Linked DNA regions of Homo sapiens: region 2 is linked to region 1. A link is a contact called in ENCODE Hi-C or POLR2A ChIA-PET data. All regions are on one chromosome and are shown on one strand. Each heading gives the region's core, a stretch centred on a gene start or an enhancer-like site at or near the end of the contact. The rest is flanking DNA. Distances are from core to core; before and after follow the strand shown.

Region 1 (4,664 bases), core at 521-3,020:
CCCTTTAAGCCAGCTGAGCCTGTTTATTCATCTGTGATGGGGTGGAGAGGGGTCAAAAGCCTTCCCTGGGAAGCCACAAGGAGTAGCGACAACGCATGTCAAGCTTGTGTGCACCCGAGCTGTAGATGCAAAGGAAATGGTGCCTGCTTTCGCCAGCCATGTGGCCTCACTTCAGTGTGCCTCAGTTTTCCCATCTGTAGACAGGGTTCTCAAAAGACGGCCAGTGAGGTGCGTAGCATAGTTGCTGGCCCCTCGTGAGTGCTGGACACTTGGTAGTCGTTGCTTTTGTTGCAGCTCCTTGTAATGCCTCTTGTCAATTACGATTATTGCTGTGGTAATCAAAATTAAAATAACAACGGATAATGACCCAACTTCTCCCGAGGCAGGTGAGATAAAGGGCAGGAAAAATTCCTCGGTCCAGGTGGAAGCCAAAGCAAGTAGACGAGAGGCTCAGGTCAAGCCGCAGGAAAGAAGCTAGGGGAGGAGAGGAGCTGAGAAACCTCCTGGAGCCGAGGCCCTGAGCGTGGTCCAGGGGCTACAACCGACAGAGACCAGGCAGGCTCCAGGGACAGAGGGCAGGACAGTTCAGAGGATGAGTGGCTGCCTGTCTGATGGAAGAGAGATAGCCTGAGCCCTTGGGGAGACAGGAGACACACGCACACACACACACGCGCAGACATGTGTGCACACATACGGGGTGGATGTTGGGGGCAGAGCTAACTCCTGATGCTCCAGAGGAAGGAGGCTGGAGTTAAAGCGGGGACAGGAGGTAGCTAGAGGACAGGGAGGCCAGGCACTCACTTGTCCCCAAAATGTTCACTGAGCATCTCCTGAGTGCCAGGCCCTGGGTGAGGCGCTGGGAAGGGAGGCAGAGGCTGCCCCTGCGGAGCTCCCTGCTGGAACCTTCAGAGAGGGGCCAGGAGAGCCAGTCCCTCCAGTCAGAAGTTCCTGAGGGGCCAGGGATGCAGAGGGGGAGCGGCCTGGGCAGCCACCTGGCCCAGGGCTTCAGAGGCTGGGGGTGACCCCAGTGCTGGTGAGGGTGGGTCAGGGGTGGGTGGCAGGGGGCACGTGATGTGTGGGAACCCTCCCACACAGTGGACAAGCCCGACTAATGCTGGATTTGCTTTGCAGCTGAGCACAGTCTAACCGCGCCCCTTCCTCCCCTAGGTGCCGCCCGTCCGCAGGGCAGCGGGCAGGGCGGAGCTCCCAGCTCCTGGGCCCCCGGGCCCTGGGTGGGTTGAGCAGAGAAGCCGAGCCTCAGACTTGCCCCTGGGGAGCCTGGGAGCGTGTCTGTGCCCCCACTTGCTGTCCCACCCAGTCTGTGTCCCCCACCCCCGCCACCTCTCTGCCTCCGTCTCCCCAACCCTGGCTCTCTCTGGGGCCCGGGTGCAACTGCCCGTCTGCCTGTCGTTCTGTGTCTGGCTCTGCCACCTTCTCTCTGTGTTTGCTTCTTCTGGGTTGTGAGGGCTTGGGGGAAGTCAGCTGGACCTGGGTGAGGCCAGCATAAAGGGGAAGGAGTTCAGCCTGTTTCTTGGCTGAGGGTGGGCCCAGGCCCTGGGAGACACTGAAATCCTTCCCCTGGGGCCCCTGGTTCTAGCAGGAGGGCAGCAGGCAGGGTGGGAAGGGAGCCGAGTGGCTTATCCACCCCACCACTCCCTGGTGCCCCCTCTGACCGGAGCCCACCTCCCAGCTGGGGCTCCCTACTCCCTGCCCCCGCCTTGCACCAAGGGTGCCCCCTCCCACCTGAGGGCTCTGTCTGCCTGCCTGTACCCCCCTACCACCCCTGTGTCTTTCTGTGTCTTCTCCCTCCTGTGTGTGTCCCCCTCGTCCCTCTGACTGTCTCCCCAGCACCCTCTCACCCCACCTGACCACCCCCAGAGGAAGGGACCTGGGGGCGGGGGCCCGAGCTGATGCTACGGAAGGGGTTGGGGAAGCAGGAGCGAGGAAGGAAAGGAAAAGGGGGCGTGTTGCCAGAAAAGAAACGAAAGCAATTTAATCTCTTTTTTTTTCTCTTTTTTTCTTGCACATTTTTTTTTTCAATTTGTTTTCTCTCTCTCTTCCGATGCTTAAAGTAGAAGTGGAGCAGAAAGGTAAACGCACTGTTACCAATGCTAACCCCTAACTCACACTTTGTTCTACCTGTACCATACTTATGTGACCTGCCCTCCCCCGGCCCCTTCTTCTCTCCCCAACCCACACTTGGTCCGGTCGGTATCCCCCACCCTGGGTTGTCCTCCCAGTGGGACCAGCCCTGGTGCGGCCACGGGCATCTCCACCCTCCAGATACCCACGGAAGCTCCTCTCTGAGCTTGGGCAGGATTTTCTCTCTCTCGCTGTTTCTGTCTCTCTCTGTCCCTCCTTCCTGGTCCCTGGCCCTTTCGGGGGACCTGGCCTTTTCTCATACTTCTTTTGCCTCCTTCAGGAGAAGTGTATAAGCATCCAGGGCGGGTGGGGAGGGAGGGACTCCCTTCCCCGGCTCCCCCACTGGGGCACCGGGTGAGCTGTCTCTCTCTCTCTCTCTCTTTCTCTCTCTCTCTCTCTCTGTCTCTCCCCTCTCTCTTCCTCCTTCCCCTGTACCTTTTATAACATGTTTCTGGTTCATGGGAGGCGGGCTGGAGGGGACACCATTGTTTTCCTTTTGGGGAGCAGATTCTCCTATGTCTCGGGCTCCTGGTGGCTTAAGTTCCTTCTGGTTTGATGTTTCCAAGGCCCAGAGCTGTTTTGGAGCATGGAGCACCAGTCCTCCCCACCCCCAACCTGATCCCCATCTCTGACCAGCTGGGGGCCCAGCCCTGGGGAGGGGTGTCAGCTGTCCCCAGCCCTGGGAGGGGGCAGCCTGCCAAAAAATGAAAAAATGAGGGCGAGGGGGCGGGGGCGGGCCTCGTGGTTGGGGGAGCGAAGGGTGGGGGAGCGTGTTCTCTGTTTCTTTCACACTTGCAAAGCTGCAGTCAGGGTTTCTTCTGGGCTGTTGTGGTTAGAGGACCAGGGAGATGGGCGGCGGGCGGCGGGGGCACAGTCTGGGGACTTCCACAGACTCCGTAATTTCTAGCAGAGAACTCCCTAGTGGATGGGGCTGGCCATTACTGGCTGTTATTGGGGGGAGCGGAGGTGCTGCTGCTGAGGGGCTTCTAGGGTGAGATGTTAGGGATGACCATTTCCTCTCCAGAAAGTTTTGGGAAATTTACCCATCTGAGGCCGGCAGCAGCAGGCAGGGCTGGAGGACATGGCCTTTAGGGATCCCTTTTGCCTTGAAATTACAGTGGTCTGTGGAGCATCCCTTCCGAAGGAGGTGGGGCAGGGTCCCTCTGAGCTGCTCCCCTCCCCGTCTTCCCCTCTCCCCCATCTCAGAGAGGCCTGGGCTGCTGGCCCCAGGTCCGCCCCCTCACCACACCCCTCCAGTCTCCTCTCTTTCTCCTGGAGTCTCTCTCCCTCCCAGCACCAGCCACTCTTCTTGCAGGCCCACTGGTTTGGATGCGGCACCACTGGAGATTTTCTCTTCGAGGGCCAGGGCAGGGCGGGTGGGGTGACGGGGCAAGGGAGGGAAGAGGAGGGATTGGGAGTTTGGTGCTGGTGAAGGGTCCTTGCTGTCCAAGGCCCCAGACAGACCCTTCCTCATCTTCTCCCCCTTCCCCTGGGTTGACCTCTAACCACATTTTTCCCCCCTGACACCCTCTGAGCAGGTTAGGCTCTGAGGCCTCCCACCGTCCCCTTCACACAAACACGTCCCCTCAGATGCCACACACCTGGTGGGGGTGGGGACCGGCTTGGGCAGAGGCCAGTGTGCTGGACAGAGTGGGCAGGCCGACCCCTCAGGGCATCAGGGACAGGGGGATGGCCAGTCCCCAGGGCCCAAGCCAGGGTCGTTTTGGCTCCTGCCCAGCTCTATGTCCCAGGCTCCTCTCCCTCTACAAAAACTACATCCTGGCTGCTTTGTGCCAGGGGGCCCCTGAGCCACATTGTTCCCATGCTGTGAAGGGAGTGCTGCCTGTCCCCCTCCCTCCCAAGCCTGCTGGAGGTGGGGAATGAGGACTAGCCCAAGCCCCTCTTGCCACTGGGGCTGCCCCCCAAGCCGGTGCCAGGTCCCAGCCCCCCGATCCCCTCGGGGCCAGCTGCTTTGGTGACATGCCAAGCAAGAGCAGAGAATTCACTGCAAACCCTCCACCCTCGCCCTGTGCCCTCGCCCTGGCCTATGTGTGGGTTCTGCCAGCCAGGAGGTGAGGGAGGCCCGGCCATCCTGGATGGAGGGGCGCACTCTGGGAGGAGGTGGGGTGTCTGGCCACACTGACCCCCGGATCAGTCAAGGGGAGGTTAGGAGTAGGTGGTGCTGGGACGTGACTGGGCAAGGGTGGGCCGGCCAGCAGTGGCCAACGAGATGCAGTTGAGGTTTTCCTCCTTTTCAGGGATTGGGGGGGTGGGGCGGGGCCCCCCACCTTTCTGACATCAGCGCTGCCTTGGTCCCTCTTCCCGAGCCGGGGATGGTCGCAGGTAAATCGGGGTCCGGGCCAGGGGAGGTGGGGGGCCTGGCTGGGGCGGGCTGGGTCTTTATCCTAGCGCCTGGTTCCCTCCCCTGCCCCCTCCGAGCTGGACCTGGGACTGCCCCCCTGAGGGACCCTCAGTCGGGCCTGGGCCTTGGAGTGAATTCTCTGCTCACCCCTCTCTCCTCC
Region 2 (4,638 bases), core at 1,524-4,023, 170 kb before region 1:
CCCTCCTCGGCCACCCAAAGTGCTAGGATTACAGATGTCAGCCACCGCACCCGGCCACGATACAACTTTCTTGGGATGGTGTTCTAGATATTAGTATTAAACCTTTAAGCATGTGGATTCTCTGACCCAGCAAATCCACCTCTAGGAATTTATGTCAGGGATATAATCAGTCAAATAGGTGGAGAACTATAAAGAATAGGCTGGGCACGGTGGCTCACGCCTGTAATCCCAGCACTTTGGGAGGCTGAGGCGGGCAGATCACCTGAGGTCAGGAGTTCGAGACCAGGTTGGCCAACATGGTGAAACGCCGTCTCTACTAAAAATACAAAAATCAGCCGGGCGTGGTGGCAGGCGCCTGTAATCCCAGCTACTCGGGAGGCTGAGGCAGGAGAATTGCTTGAACCTGGGAGGCAGAGGTTGCAGTGAGCCGATATTGTACCATTGCACTCCAGCCTGGGGGACAAGAGCAAGACTTCGTCTCAAAAAAAGAAAAGAAAAGAAAAGAATAACTAACACAGGGTGGTTAAGAGCTCTGGAATCAGACAGCCAGGGTTCGAATTCTGGCTTCACCACCTTCAAGCTGTGTGACCTAAGTCATATGGTTTATTGTTACGGTTCCCAGATTTTCTCATCAGTAAAATGGGCCTCTCATGAGGACTCCATGAGGCAAAGTGTGTGAAATGCTTAGCCTTCTGCCAGGCACATAGAGGATGCTTGCTGTTACCATCATTAAGAAAAGCTTTAAAAGAGGCTGGAAACAATGGAGGTACCTGGGCTCTGGGGATTGGCTACATGCATAGTAGAAAATGAAAGTGGGCTGGGCATGGTGGCTCATGCCTGTAATCCCAGCACTTTGGGAGGCCCAGGTGGGAGGATCGCCTGAGCCCAGGAGTTCAAGACTAGCCTGGGCAACATAGCCAGATCCCAACTCTACAAAAACTAAAAAATTAGCCAGGCATGGTGGCACATGTCTGTACTTCCAGCTACTTGGGAGGCTGAGGGGGGAGGATTGCTTGAGCCCAAGGAGGTGGAGGCTGCAGTGAGCGCATATCGCACCACTGCACTCCAACCTGGGTGACAGAATGAGAACCTGTCTCAACAAAGAAAAGGAAATTAAAAGCTGGGTGTGGTGGCTGACACCTGTAATCTCAGCACTTTGGGAGGCTGAGGTGGGCGGATCACTTGAGGTCACGAGTTCGAGACCAGCCTGGCCAACTTGGTGAAACCCTGTCTCTACTAATAATACAAAAATTAGCTGGATGTGTTGGTGGGTGCCTGTAATCCCAGCTACTTGGGAGGTGAGGCAGGAGAATCGCTTGAACCCAGGAGGTGAAAGTTGCAGTGAGCCGAGATCTCGCCACTGCACTCCAGCCTGGGTGATAAGGTGGCTCAGTCTCAAAAAAAAGAAAAGAAAATTCAAGTGCTAAAACTTATATTCATTGACACAGCGTGACCTCTGTGATATATTAATTAAAAAAAAAAGAAAACCAATTTCAAACATCATATATAACCACATCTTTCAAGCACTTTGATCACAAATCAAAGAATTAATTTTTTACATTGCAACGTAGGCCTTCTACCCAGGTTTGGAACTAAAACAAAAGTTTCAGGAAGTCATAGTCATATTTCTACTGTGCAGTGGGTTCTGATATTTTCTAGTCTCTTTTGTTCCATTTTAAAAGGCTGGTCGTTTTTGCAATTACAGTATTTTTCTCTTTAAGGTTCTGGTTAATGTAACCCTGTAACCCAGACTCCCAGTAAAAAGGGTGTCTAGATAGTGACTAAGGAAAGGATGAAGGAAGACAGGGAAAGTGGTATTTCCAATCCACTAGGCTTGAATTTTTTTTTTTTTTTTTTTTTTTTGAGACGGAGTTTCGCTTTTGTAGCCCAGGCTGGAGTGCAATGGCACGATCTTGGCTCACTGCAAGCTCCGCCTCCCAGGTTCAAGCAATTCTCCTGCCTCAGCCTCCCGAGTGGCTGGGATTACAGGCGCCCGCCACCACACCCGGCTAAGAGTGTGTGTGTGTGTGTGTGTGTGTGTGTGTGTGTGTTTAGTAGAGACGGGGTTTCACCATGTTGGCCGGGCTGGTCACAAACTCCTGGGGTTACAGGCGTGAGTCACCGCACCTAGCCTCTTTTTTTTTTTTTTTTTTTTTTTTTGAGACGGAGTCTTGCTCTGTCGCCCAGGTTGGAGTGCAGTGGCGCGATCTCGGCTCACTGCAAGCTCCGCCTCCTGGGTTGACGCCATTCTCCTGCCTCAGCCTCCTGAGTAGCTGGGACTACAGGCGCCCGCCACCACGCCTGGCTAATTTTTTGTATTTTTAGTAGAGACGGGTTTTCACCGTGTTAGCCAGGATGGTCTCAATCTCCTGACCTTGTGATCTGCCGGTCTTGGCCTCCCAAAGTGCTGGGATTACAGGCGTGAGCCACCGCGCCCAGCCTTTTTTTTTTTTTTTTTTTTTTTTTTTTTTTTTTAATATAGTGATGCGGTCTTACCATGTTGTCCAGGCTGTTCTCAAGCTCCTGGGCTCAAGCGATCCTCCTGTCTTGCCATCCCAAAGTGCTGGGTTTGCAGGCCTGAGCAACTGCGCCTGGCAGTGGTAACTCTTGAATGGGGGAAAAGTGGGCACAGACAAGCCCCACGATGGTCCAGCCTCCAAAGCGCAGCCGCCTGGGTCTTCCCCTCCAGCCTCCGGGACAAGGGGAATCTCAGTGGCTGAAACTTCTGGGGATGGAGGAGGAGCGGCATCCGGGGAGGGTGAGCCGAGCCCGGCGTGCGGCTCCGGAGGAGGCTCCGCCCGGCTCGGGTCCCCTCCCAGGGGCTGGGCTGGCGGGAAGGGCCCGGGCTGCCGGGCAGGCAGAAACGGAGCCTGGGAGTCTGCTATCGACCGCCTGGGCGGCGGTAGGGAAGCTTTTAGATCTGCCCGCTCGTCCCGGAGGGGGGCAAGGGCGAGGCTCCCCCTCCCCTAAAGAGCGGAGGCCCGGGGGGTTTCCTGTCACCCCTACAGGCCACCCACCAGCAAGGCTTGCAGGCTAGCCTCCGAACTGAGCCCAAAATCCGGTTGCTGGAATTGGAATTACTTTTCCTGGAACTTTATTGAGAGTTAATTTACATGCGGTGAAGTCCCAAGCCTGCACATATTATTTGCATGCACGACCCCGTGTCCCCACCCCATCAAAGTAAGGAACACTTCCATTCAGACGGCCCAGAAATCAATGTCCCTTCATCCATTCCCCACCCACAGCCACTCCACTGATTTTTTTTTTTTTTTTTTTTTTTTTTTGAGATGGAGTTTTGCTCTTGTTGCCCAGGCTGGAGTGCAATGGCACGATCTGGGCTCACCGCAACCTCTGCCTCCCGGGTTCTAGCGATTCTCCTGCCTCAGCCTCCTGAGTAGTTGGGATTACAGGCATGCACCACCATGCCCAGCTAATTTTTGTATTTTTAGTACAGATGGGGTTTCACCATGCTGGTCAGGCTGGTCTCAAACTCCCAACCTTAGATGATCCGCCCGCCTCGGCCTCCCAAAGCACTGGGATTACAGGTGTGAGCCACCAGGCCCGGCCTGATTTTTCTTTTCTTTTCTTTTTTTTTTTGTTTTTTGTTTTTTGAGACAGAGTCTCGCTCTGTCAGCCAGGCTGGAGTGTAGTGGTGCGATCTCGGCTCACTGCAAGCTCTGCCTCCCAGGTTCACGCCATTCTTCTGCCTCAGCCTCCCGACAAGCTGGGACTACAGGCGCCGGCCACCACGTCCGGCTAATTGTTTTTTGTATTATTTAGTAGAGACGGGGTTTCATCATGTTAGCCAGGATGGTCTCGATCTCCTGACCTCGTGATCCGCCTGCCTCGGCCTCCCAAAGTGCTGGGATTACAGGCGTGAGCCACCGTGCCCGGCCTCTTTTCTTTTCTTTTTAGAAACAGGGTCTTGCTCTGTTGCCCAGGCTGGAGTGCAGTGGTGCAACCATAGCTCACCGAAGCCTCTACCTCCTAGGCTCAAGCAATTCTCCTGTCTCAGCCTCTGAGTAGCTGGAACTACAGGCCCTCACCACCAAGCCCAGCTAATTTTTGTATTTTTTGTAGAGACAGACAGGGTCTTGCTGTTATCCAGGCTGATGTTGAATTCCTGGCCTCAAGCGATCCTCCTGTCTCAGCCTCCCAAAGTGCTGAGATTACAGGTGTGAGCCATAGGGTGGGGCCCACTATCCTGAATTCTTTTTGTGTGTGTGACAGTTTCACTCTGTTGCCCAGGCTGGAGTGCAGTGGCACGATCTCAGCTCACTGCACCCTCCACTTCCCAGGGTCAAGCGATTCTCATGTCTCAGTCTCCAAAGTAGCTGAAATTACAGGCACACGCCACCACACCCCGCTGATTTTTGTATTTTTTGTAAAGATGGGGTTTTGACATGTTGGCCAAGCTGGTCTTAAAGTCCTGGCCTCAAGTGATCTGCCCACCTCGGCCTCCCAAAGTGCTGGGATTATAGGCGTGAGTCACTGCACCTGGCTACTATTCTGATTTCTATCACCTTAGATTAGTTGAGCCTTTTGCAAAATTTCAGATAAATAAAATCACACAGTGTGGTCTCTCTTCCACTCAGCATCATGCATTCTGAGATTTATCAACATTGTGTGAATCAGTAG

What was found. Hi-C counts contacts between places; a loop is a spot of excess contacts on that map. ChIA-PET counts read pairs that join two places held with the same protein, here RNA polymerase II (POLR2A). Pooled maps may share reads with other maps.
Region 2: a pooled map shows a loop between it and region 1 (4-fold over the local background). The contact joins the promoter of LINC01842 here to the enhancer-like site in region 1. A Hi-C loop is called at or near these places in 9 of 168 maps with a recorded cell type or tissue (adrenal gland, heart right ventricle, left cardiac atrium and 5 more) and 6 of 50 pooled maps. POLR2A ChIA-PET finds 5 or more read pairs at or near these places in 5 of 52 experiments (CD4-positive, alpha-beta T cell, Panc1, T-cell and 2 more).

Annotation. Positions count from the first base shown.
Region 1 is chr19:14,164,442-14,169,105 of GRCh38, reverse strand. The region is part of intron 4 of ADGRL1 (adhesion G protein-coupled receptor L1); the gene reads left to right. ADGRL1-AS1 (ADGRL1 antisense RNA 1) reads right to left here. Exons shown (of 3, transcript NR_045214.1): 3 at 1-329. Among named protein-coding and RNA genes, the nearest start is that of ADGRL1-AS1, 30 kb to the right of the region's middle. RefSeq lists a silencer at 1,096-1,285 and an enhancer at 1,156-1,655. Within about 2 kb of position 1,770, at least 7 of the 41 ENCODE cell types and tissues checked have a DNase peak (open chromatin) inside an H3K27ac peak, as active enhancers do; they include CD4-positive, alpha-beta T cell and heart right ventricle, where a contact is called at or near this core.
Region 2 is chr19:14,331,878-14,336,515 of GRCh38, reverse strand. LINC01842 (long intergenic non-protein coding RNA 1842) reads right to left here and starts at 2,773. Exons shown (of 2, transcript NR_134916.1): 1 at 2,497-2,773. The region is part of intron 1 of LINC01841 (long intergenic non-protein coding RNA 1841); the gene reads left to right. RefSeq lists an enhancer at 2,076-2,751.